2 separate regions of the Homo sapiens genome follow, and region 2 is linked to region 1. A link is an interaction called in ENCODE POLR2A ChIA-PET data of the cell type or tissue named here. Cell type or tissue: PC-9. All regions are shown on one strand. Region 1 overlaps HNRNPL (heterogeneous nuclear ribonucleoprotein L). Region 2 overlaps ACTN4 (actinin alpha 4).

Region 1 (5,000 bases):
GCATCAAAACCAATGCACAGCCAGCCCCCTGCCACTAGCCCCTGCCGGTCTGCACATCTTCTATTTATGTTCCTTGGAGAAGAAATGGTTGTTGCCATGTTTCTGTTAGCAGTCATGTAATGCCATTGCCCGCTCTGGTACATTCACTTGGTCACCAATTTGCCTCTGACCTTTGGAGGGAGCAGCCAGGCCCACAGGGCCCACTGTGAGGATCCTGGGGAAGAGTCTAGCCCACCCTGCCCACTGCTTCCCAGATGCAAGGGCGAGCAAGACAGGCCTGCCTAGGAATGGGGGGCTCTGGCCTCTCAGGGCCTGTGCGATGTCAGCATCGAGCCTCCTCCCTCAGCCCATGGCCTGGTCCGACGTATCAGACCAAGACAGACACCGAGATGGATGGTCTTGTTGGGGGGCTGCCGCTGTTTCTCATAGGCAATCCTCCACCTCTCCCTGCTACCAAAGGCAAACCATTCTTGACAGACACTAGGAAGGGAGTTGTCCATTTGGGCCACCTGCAGAGATGTTGCGTCCCCTCTACAAATGATGTGAGGCATGTCCGCCCTGGTCCAATCCAGAGTGTCTCACCTCCACAGGGTCAGCTTGCTCACAAGGCTCACTGCAAGAGCCCAGGAGACCTCATCGCCCCCCAACACTGTCACTCCCCCAAATCAGACCCTCTCAACAGCGCAGAACAAGAGGACAATTCCTGGTCCAGCAAGAATGGAGTGAGTGACCCTCACCAGACTCTCAAAGGAGCCACTGCTGGTTTCTAAGGCCGCCCCCACGCCTCATCCTCAGTGAGGCCCTGCTCCCCGCCCATCCAGGCTTCTGCCTTGCCTCTGTATCCTGAGCAGCATCGGAGGGCCCCAAGCAGCAGTGAAGACCCATGGAGGCCTCTCACTCCCCCATCCCACTAGGGTGTCCAAGTGCTGACCCCAAGGCCCTCCCATGTCCATGGGGGGCCCAATGGCATTACATAACCCTGAGCCCAGGCCTATTAAGTGCACTAGTCGAGTGAAAGCAAGGCGGGTATGTTTAGAACAAAGTGGTCGTCAAGATTACCTTGTCCACTGAGATTGGGGTTTGTGTAGTCCCAAGTATCCTGATCATTCTTGAACACATTCAAGCGTGTAGGCTGCAAGGACAGGACAAGACAAGACTTGAGGTCAGCCATGCCCCAGCTCACCTGGAAGCTGACAAGGGGCAGTCAGTCACCTCCCAGATGTACCTTTGCGTATTCGATCTTCAGAGTGCAACAGCCAGAATAGATATCAGCCCCATTGAGAGAGGCCTTGGCCCGCTGGGCACTTTGAACTGAGTCAAATGTGAGTCAAGTTAAGGAAAGTCCCATCACAGGAGATCTTTGAGAAGGGCTTCAAGTTACCCCAGAGTGTGATAAGGACAAGGTAGCACCCCAAGACTGTGGTACAGACGGAAGCTTTGGGATTAGCTCACTGCCCAGCCACTAGCCTCAGGTTAAGAGACCAAAACGGTGTTGATGGACTCAACGCTGCCCCGGGTGAGCAGTCACTGGCCAGAGTTCTCTCATAATCTGCACCCCGACCCATGGCCACCAGCAACCTCTTCTGCCACACCACTTTCTCCGTCTCAGCCCTCTCACACCCTTCGACTAAATCTGAAACATCAACTCGATTACAGCTCTGCCCTGAAAGTCCATCAGTGGCTTTTTCCTGCCCCTGCCCCAAGCATCGCAACGCTGTCTAGGATGCCCTAAAAGCTTCTTCCAATGTCTATTCCAAACCCGTCTGCTTGCCAGCCACTTTGCAATCCTCAGGTCTTTCAATTTCTCCATCCAACACAAGCTCCTTCTGACTTTACAACCTTTGCAGAGGCTGTTTCCTCCACCTTGAGTATAAGCTCCTATTTGCTCATAGGACATCACCTCCTCAGCAACCTTCACACATGCCCCACCTTTTTTTTTTTTTTTTGGATATGGAGTCTCGCTGTGTTGCCCAGGATGGAATACAGTGGCACAGTCTCGGCTCACTGCAATCTCCGCCTCCCAGGCTCAAGCGATTCTCCTGCCTCAGCCTCCAGAGTAGCTGGGATTACAGGCGTTCACCACCATGCCTGGCTATTTTTTGTATTATTAGCGACAGGGTTTCACCACGTTGGCTAGGCTGGTCTCGAACTCCTGACCTCAGGTATCTGTCCACCTCGGCCTCCGAAAGTGCTGGGATTGCAGGCATGAGCCACTGTGCCCGGCCCCATATCCCCTTTTAAATAAATTCCTTTTCCCAGGGGCACATTTTCTCAGGACCTCTTGAGACTATGTTCCCCAAATCTTTGTCACTCATATTTGAACTTAGAATAAACATCTTTAAAAATAAATTCCTAGCCAGGCGCGGTGGCTCACACCTGTAATCTGGGAGGCTGAGGCAAGTGGATTGCCTGAGGTCAGGAGTTCGAAACCAGATCTCTACTAAAAATAAAAAAAATTAGCAGGCGCCTATAATCCTACTAGGAAGGCTGAGGCAGGAGAATTGCTTGAACCCAGGAGGCAGAGGTTGCAGTGAGCTGAGATCGCACCACTGCACTCCAGCCCAGGCAACAAGGGCTAAACTCCATCTCAATAAATAAATAAGTAAATAACAGAAAGAAAACAAAAAGAAAAATAAATTCCTTTGTATCTCCCAACACACTGCTCTCTCCCCTAAGATCTGCACGTCCACACGATATGCCTGGTCCTTTAACTGCCTCCCTACTCAGTCACTGGGCTCTGTGAAGGCATCTGGCACATGGCAGCCACTCCCGTGGTCAGCAGACACATGCTGGCTCAAAGAATGGCCACTGTCAAGCCCTGCAAGAGTCCCTACCCTAAGGAACACCTGTTTTCCAGCAAAGGATATTCCACCATCGCCTGAACTCCATTCTTCCTGAAAATGACAATTCTCTGGACAGGGCCACAAGGATTACAGATAGTGTAAAGAACATCCTGCAAAAGCAAACACAGGCAAGATGAAGGGGCACTGGCAGATCAGTCTGGCTTGGGGGAGGGAATAAGGGGAGAAAAGGAAGGGAGACCTCACAAGAAATGCCTGCTGGCACGTACCGTGGTGATCGAATAAATGGGGTTCAGGATGGTAAAGAGAAGCACACTGTTCACGCTCCGGGAGTCATCCGAGTCCCCAGGGCGGGAGATCTTCTGGCTGGTAGAGTAGTTGACAAAAGCTGGGTGACCAGCAATGTATATTTGGTTGTCGGCTGCGTAGTTCACTGCGTTGCAAGCCCCCAACACATCTTCAAACTCCACCAGTGCTTGTCTCTTTTTAGGCATTACCACCACATAGCTGGCAGAGAGAACACAGGTTTCAATCCTCTCAGGAAAATGTAGACAGGAGGAGGGTATCATTTGATTTTTTGAGAACTGACTCCTCCATGGCCTCTGAACTCCTCTGCAACCCTATCATGGTTCCCCGACCTGAACACCCTGTGCCACAAGTAGTACCAAAAGCCAAAGAGGTCTAGCTGAGCCATCATGTCCCTCTGGGAAGCCTTCCTGACCTCTCCTCACCAGACTGTCAGATGCCACCCACAGACGGCTTCTTGAGCTTACACTATGACAGTGCAAATCACTCTAGGAGGGCAACTTTCTAAGAGAAGCATCCAGATACAGCTCACTACTGTATTTGCAGTATATAGCATGCACCAAATATTCAGTAACTACTTGCTGAATGAAAGAACACTGGCCAGGAGCAGTAGTAGCTCATGCCTGTAACCCTAAAACTTGGGAGGGCTAGGTGGGCAGACTGCTTGGGCCTAGGAGTTTGAGACCAGCCTGGCCAACATGGCAAAACCTCACCTCTACAGAACAATATAAAAATTAGGCCGGGCGCAGTGGCTCACGCCTGTAATCCTAGCACTTTGGGAGGCCGAGGCGGGCAGATCACGAGGTCAGGAGATTGAGACCATCCTGGCTAACACAGCGAAACCCCATCTCTACTAAAAATACAAAAAATTAGCCGGGTGGGGTGGCCAGCGCCTGTGGTCCCAGCTACTCGGGAGGCTGAGGCAGGAGAATGGCGTGAACCCACGAGACAAAGCTTGCAGTGAGCTGAGATTGTCACTGCACTCCAGCCTGGGCGACAGAGCAAGAGACTGTCTCAAAACAAACAAACAAACAAAAAATATATATATGTAAAAATTAGCCGGGCATGGTGGCGCATGCCTATAGTCCCAGCTACTCAGCAGGCCGAGGCAGAAGGACTGCCTGAGCCTGGGTGAGACTGCACCACTACACTCCAGCCTGGGCCACAAAGCGAGACCTTGCTCTGTCTGAAAAAGAGAACACTGACTAGAAACTACAAGGCAGAGGAAAAACGAAGGAAGGAAAAAGGGTCATGGAACTTGCTGTAATCTGACACAAAGTACAATGGCCAACCCAAAAGCAGAGCGGCCACAGAATCTAGACCAGGATGGCAACAAAATCACTATTTCCAACCAGAAATCGTGGACACACAAGGACACCCAGGAGTCAACTTTGGAAGCCCAACACCTGGCCTCTGAGCCCAGTACCTGATGGGTCCAAACTCCTGCAAGGCCTCCACAAGGTCTGCTTCCACCACACCGTCAATCAGGCCCCTGATGTGGACAACTGGGGAGGCAGGGGTTTTGTGCGGGTCATCGTAGTTCTCCTGAGAAAGGAAGCAAAAACAAGAATTATTTTCTTGCTGTACAAGATGACGCCCCACTGGCCTCTGTACTGTTGTAGACCCAGTCAGATAAAACAGTTGGAGGTCATCCGTGAAGGATGCACAGGAAAGACTAGGGGCAGCAATTGAAGCCAATCAGCCCAGAAGGATTCTGGGTCAGCAGAACAGTGGTCCTGAGTGGGTGATCACTTGCCCACTGGCTCTTGCTGTAGCTTCTGAGGAAGGTATAACGGAGGGAGGGCCACACAAGTCCCAAATCTTACGTTCTTCCAGGGACCCCCCTCTCTTCCCACTGGTCCACTCGACCAAGGAAACATGGGAAAAGAGTAG
Region 2 (5,000 bases), 150 kb before region 1:
TCCTGAGTAGCTGGAACTACAGGCGTGCGCCACCATGCCCGGCTACTTTTTGTATTATTAGTTAGAGACGAGGTTTCACCATGTTGGCCATGAGAGACAGGACTAGCTGGATTTCCTAGGCCGACTAAGAATTGCTAAGCCTAGCTGGGGAAGGTGATCGCACCCACCTTTAAACACCGGGCTTGTAACTCAGCTCACACCTGACCAATCAGGCAGTAAAGAGGGCTCATTAAAATACCAATTAGGTTAAAAGCAGGAGGTAAAGAAATAGTCAAATCATCTATCATCTGAGAGCACAGGAGGAGGGACAATGATTGGGATATAAACCCCAGGCATTTGAGGCGGGAGTGGGCCACCCCCTTTGGTTCCCCTCCCACTGTATGGAAGCTCTGTTTTCACTCTATTAAATCTTGCAACTGCACACTCTTCTGGTCCACGTTTGTTTTGGCTTGAGCTGAGCTTTCGCTCACCATCCTTCACTGCTGTTCACCGCCATCACAGACCCACTGTTGACTTCCACCCCTCCGGATCCAGCAGGGTGTCTGCTGCATTTCTGATCCAGCGAGGCGCCCATTGCTGCTCATTCGGGCTAGAGGCTCGCCATTGTTCCTGTGCGGCTCAGTGCTCGAGTTTGTCCTAATCGAGCTAAACACTAGTCGCTGGGTTCCATGGTTCTCTTCCATGACCCACGGCTTCTAATAGAGCTATAACACTCACTGCATGGCCCAAGGTTCAATTCCTTGGAATCCGTGAGGCCAAGAATGTTAGGTCAGAGAACAAAAGGCTTGCTGCCATCTTGGGAGCAGCCACTACCAACTTGGGAGCTCTAAGAACAAAGACCCACCGGTAACAGCCAGGCTGGTCTTGAACTCCTGACCTCGTGATCTGCCCGCCTTGGCCTCCCAAAGTGCTGGGATTACAGGCGTGAGCCACCTTGCCTAGCCTTGTTCTGGAATTAGTGGTGATTGTTGCACGATCTTGTGAATATACTAAAACTCCCTGAATTTTATGTAAAAGGGTGAATTTTTTGGTATGTTATGTGAATTACATTTCAATTTTTAAAAATTGATTCTCCAAATTATGTACATATTTAAAGAGTACATGAAAGAGAGGGAGAGAAAGAAAAGCTGGATGCGAGATGCCGCAACCTGATTCCACTCACTCCTAGATTTGTTGAGTACCTGCTATGTGAAAGGTACCAGTCCAGGCAGTGGGTTCCCACAGCAAACAGAACCCTCCTCTGGGGAGCTTATGCTGCACTTGGGAGGGAGACTGGTTATGAACAAAGAACATAGTTTTTGATGATGAAAAGTGCAGTGAGTAAAACAATGCAGTGTGAGGCCGGGTGTGTTGGCTCACGCCTGTAATTCCAGCACTTTGGGAGGCCGAGGTGGGCGGATCACCTGAGGTTGGGAGTTCGAGACTAGCCTGACCAACATGGAGAAACTCCGTCTCTACTAAAAATAAAAAATTAGCCAGGCCTGTAATCCCAGCTACTCGGGAGGCTGAGGCCAGAGAATAGCTTGAACTCAGGAGGCAGAAGTTGCGTTGAGCTGAGATCATGCCATTGCACTCCAGCCTGGGCAACAAAAGTGAAACTCCGTCTCAAAAAAAAAAAAACAAAAAAAACAAAAAAAAAAACCCAACAACGCAGAGTGGAGTGATAGCCTAGGGGAGATGACAGAGTCCAGGAAGGCCTCCTGGGTTGCTGACATTTGAGGCAAGTCCTGAGTGATGAGACAAAACCAGCTCTATAAAGAGCTAGACGAAAGTCTTAGACCAGTATTTCTCATGAGGAGGAGACAGCACTCCAAAATCCATCCTTTGGCCTGGCGCGGTGGCTCACGCCTGTAATCCCAGCACTTTGGGAGGCTGAGGCGGGTGGATTACCTGAGATCAGGAGTTCGAGACCAGCCTGGCCAACATGGCAGAAACCCGTCTCTACTGAAAATATAAAAATTAGCCGGGTGTGATGGTGGGTGCCTGTAATGCCAGCTACTCGGGAGGCTGAGGCAGGAGAATCACTTGAACCCGGGAGGTGGAGGCTGCAGTGAGCCGAGATCATGCCACCGCACTCCAACCTGGCGACACAGCGAGACTCTGTCTCAAAACAAACAAACAAACAAAATCCGTCCTTTGCAGCAGCAACACGCACGCTTTCTGGCACCTCAAAGGGGATTGTCCAAGACTGGAACACTGGCTGCAGGGAGGGGGCCGGGTGCAAAGAGCTGGTTTCTGGGTGGACACGCAGGACCTTTGGAATGCTCGCTACCCCACTCAGCAGTATTTATACCTCTTCTCCAACTGCGAAGTCAGAGCTTTTTCATGCAGGCTGAGAAAACTCCGAATAAGGCAACTTCAGGCCAGGACATAAGACGCATTCCATATTTCACTGTAATTGCTTTCAAATTAGGTTATGTCGTCATGTAACAGGCACACACAGTGCACTTGCTTTGCCCCTGGCTGGGGTTGGGTCCTGGACAGGCTGCCCCGTGTGTCGCTGAACTGCCGCAGTGCTAGCCCTGATTGCCTGGGCAGTAGGGCTGTCTGCGTCCCACGTTGCTGCACCCATCTAATTTGTGGCTGTGTTATTGTGACCTGCTCGTTTTCTGTTCTTTCAACCTGCTTCCTGGCTTTTATCTCCTTCAGAATCTGGTGGCAGTGGATCTTCAAAAAGTGCTCAGGTGTGCAGTCTCACAGGCCAGAGGCTCCACGGGCCCCCTTGCCAGGGCGAGCATCTCTGCCTGTGCCGCTGGTAACCCAGATTCCAGAAGGCTTAGCCGTCTGGCCCTGAAAGCGCCTTTATAGTTGGTGATGAAGCCCATGGGCTGGGGAGCCGTTTCTGCTTTCAGGAACTGAAAAGATGCCCCAGTGGGGCTAGGCCTTGCCTGAGGTCTGGCAATAGCCTGCCAGATGGGTGATAAGAAGGCCTACCCAGGTGATAAGCCTACCCAGGAATAAATAGCTGTACCTCCCCTGTGTCCAAGCCCTGGACACCCTTCCCTAGGACCCATGGAAGCAGGAACCATGGGCAGCGTCAGAGGCCACAGCAGGCAAGGTGGAAGTTCAGGAGGTGGGACGGCGCCCTCCCCCTCAAAGCAACTGATGCCCCAGCGGAGCGACAAACCCTACACGGTATTTCAGAGCCAAGGTTTGAAAACTCCCAGGGTGCTAGGGAGCTCCGTCTGGCCTCCGGGTACCTGGGGTTGGGGCTGGCTGTGGCCAGTTGCAGTCAACCCTGAGCCTGGGCAAAATGCATGCAGGCTGGTCCTCCTGGGTGATATCCTGCTAGGCGGGTGGGCAGTGTACACGGCAGAAGAGGGTTGCGGCATGAGGCAGCAAACGTTTTTTTCTAAAATCTTGTCAAGCGTGGGGTCCGTGGAATCCACATGTGAGCATCAGCCTGGTGGGTGGGGAGAGTGAAGCCTGCGATCCAGTCTGGATCATGTGCTACACAGTGCAGAGCCGGCATGCTCACCCCTCCTGAGGGATCGCTCGAGCCTATTTCTAGGCCCAAAGCGACTTTGCAAGAGACTCCCTTTATTCTGGGCTTAGTGGAATTCCAGCTTCCAACAGCCATTTCCCTCCACCCCCTTCAGTTCTGAGAACATGTTTTGTAACAGGAAGGCAGGAAGAAAAGAGAAGGCGAGTTTGTTCAGCTGGGTCAGCCGCATCCCACCAAGGCCCTTTCTTCCCTCCAGCTCACCATCGCTCTGCCCACTGGAACCACTCGGTTGCCCTGTGTCTGCCGAATGTTTGTTTCTTAATCAGCGCCCCAGAGTAGAGAGGGCTTTGCCTCTTCGGGTTGAGGGAGGGAATCATTGATGAATGGCTCATTAAAGCCCACTGCTGCCACATTCCTGGGTGCTTAGGTCACCTCCTGAACAATATCCATCATTCATTCACCTACCGCCCCACATCCTGGCGGCTGGGAGGGGTCCCTGTGACGCAGGAAGGACTTTATGACCAGAGATGCTAGGTCTCCGTCTCCCTCCTGCAGCCCACAGTGACAAAGCAGAAACTGCTCTTGGGGCCCCCTGAAGCCCGCCTTAGCTGGGTCACCATGGGCCTTGGCACACGGAGGGGTGACAGTGGATCCCAACTCAACTGACAAGCTTGCCTTTCTCTGTTCTTCCACCCCCCTTCCCCGCACTCACACCCTGTGCTATTTTAGCAACCAGAGAAGCCTCTTTAATAGGCTGCCCGTGTGCAGGGGCAAGCTCTGAAGCCTCCTCTCTGTGGTTTGGTTCACATGTGTTCTCAAAGACAGATGAGTCCACATCCTTCCTTCCTCCCTAGATAGGTCAAGGGCTGGGTGCAGGCTGCCTTCACAGGAGGGCCAGGGACAGGCTGGGAGGAGCGGGGCCACCTTTTGCGAAGCGGGTGATCTGCTGGGGCGTTGCTCTGCCTGCCTGCCTTGTTCTCTGAGTTTACCTCTAGCTTGGGGACCAAGGGTGGGCTGGGGCCTTCTTTTTTTTTTTTTGAAACCGAGTCTTACTCTGTCTCCCAGGCTGGAGTGCAGTGGCGCGATCTTGGCTCACTGCAACCTCTACCTCCCAGGTTCAAGCGATTCTCCTGTCTCAGCTTCCCGAGTAGCTGGGTTTATAGGAGCCCGCCACCACGCCCAGGTAATTTTTGTATTTTTAGTAGAGACGAGGTTTCACCATGTTGGCCAGGCTGGTCTTGAACTCCTGACCTCAAGTGATCCGCCCGCCTCGGCCTCCCAAAGTGCTGGGATTACAGGTGCGAGCCACTGCGCCCGGCCCTGGCTGGGGGCTTCTTGACCTGACTCTGCTGTCTCTCCCTCACTGGCCAGCACCTCCCATTCTACTCAGACATCGTGGAATGAATGCCCACCCCGTGTTTGTATGTATCATCTGTGTCTGTGTGACATTAAGCAAGTCACTGAACCTCTCCCTGCCTCAGTTTCCTCATCAAATGGAGATATATCGCATGTGATCATGGGGTTGGAGGTTTTAAAGAGTTGCTAATGTGTAAAT

What was found. Peaks named below come from ENCODE experiments on the same cell type or tissue, not always from the same donor. Only the 100,000 strongest peaks of a DNase experiment are listed, where the experiment ranks them.
Region 2: POLR2A ChIA-PET joins it to region 1 with 16 read pairs; 12 of 35 experiments call an interaction of 5 or more read pairs at or near these places.

The regions. Positions count from the first base shown.
Region 1 is chr19:38,842,783-38,847,782 of GRCh38, forward strand. It overlaps HNRNPL (heterogeneous nuclear ribonucleoprotein L), which reads right to left. Exons shown (of 13, transcript NM_001533.3): 2 at 4,534-4,652; 3 at 3,071-3,308; 4 at 2,868-2,953; 5 at 1,226-1,322; 6 at 1,060-1,132. Among named protein-coding and RNA genes, the nearest start is that of HNRNPL, 4.7 kb to the right of the region's middle. RefSeq lists enhancers at 1-46, 129-629. In PC-9, no CTCF peak of the experiment used is centred here; no DNase peak of the experiment used is centred here; H3K4me3 peaks cover 246 bases.
Region 2 is chr19:38,689,795-38,694,794 of GRCh38, forward strand. The region is part of intron 1 of ACTN4 (actinin alpha 4); the gene reads left to right. Among named protein-coding and RNA genes, the nearest start is that of ACTN4, 45 kb to the left of the region's middle. RefSeq lists enhancers at 3,925-4,516, 4,486-4,545. In PC-9, no CTCF peak of the experiment used is centred here; DNase peaks (open chromatin) are centred at 2,247 and 3,837; H3K4me3 peaks cover 1,474 bases; H3K27ac peaks cover 5,000 bases.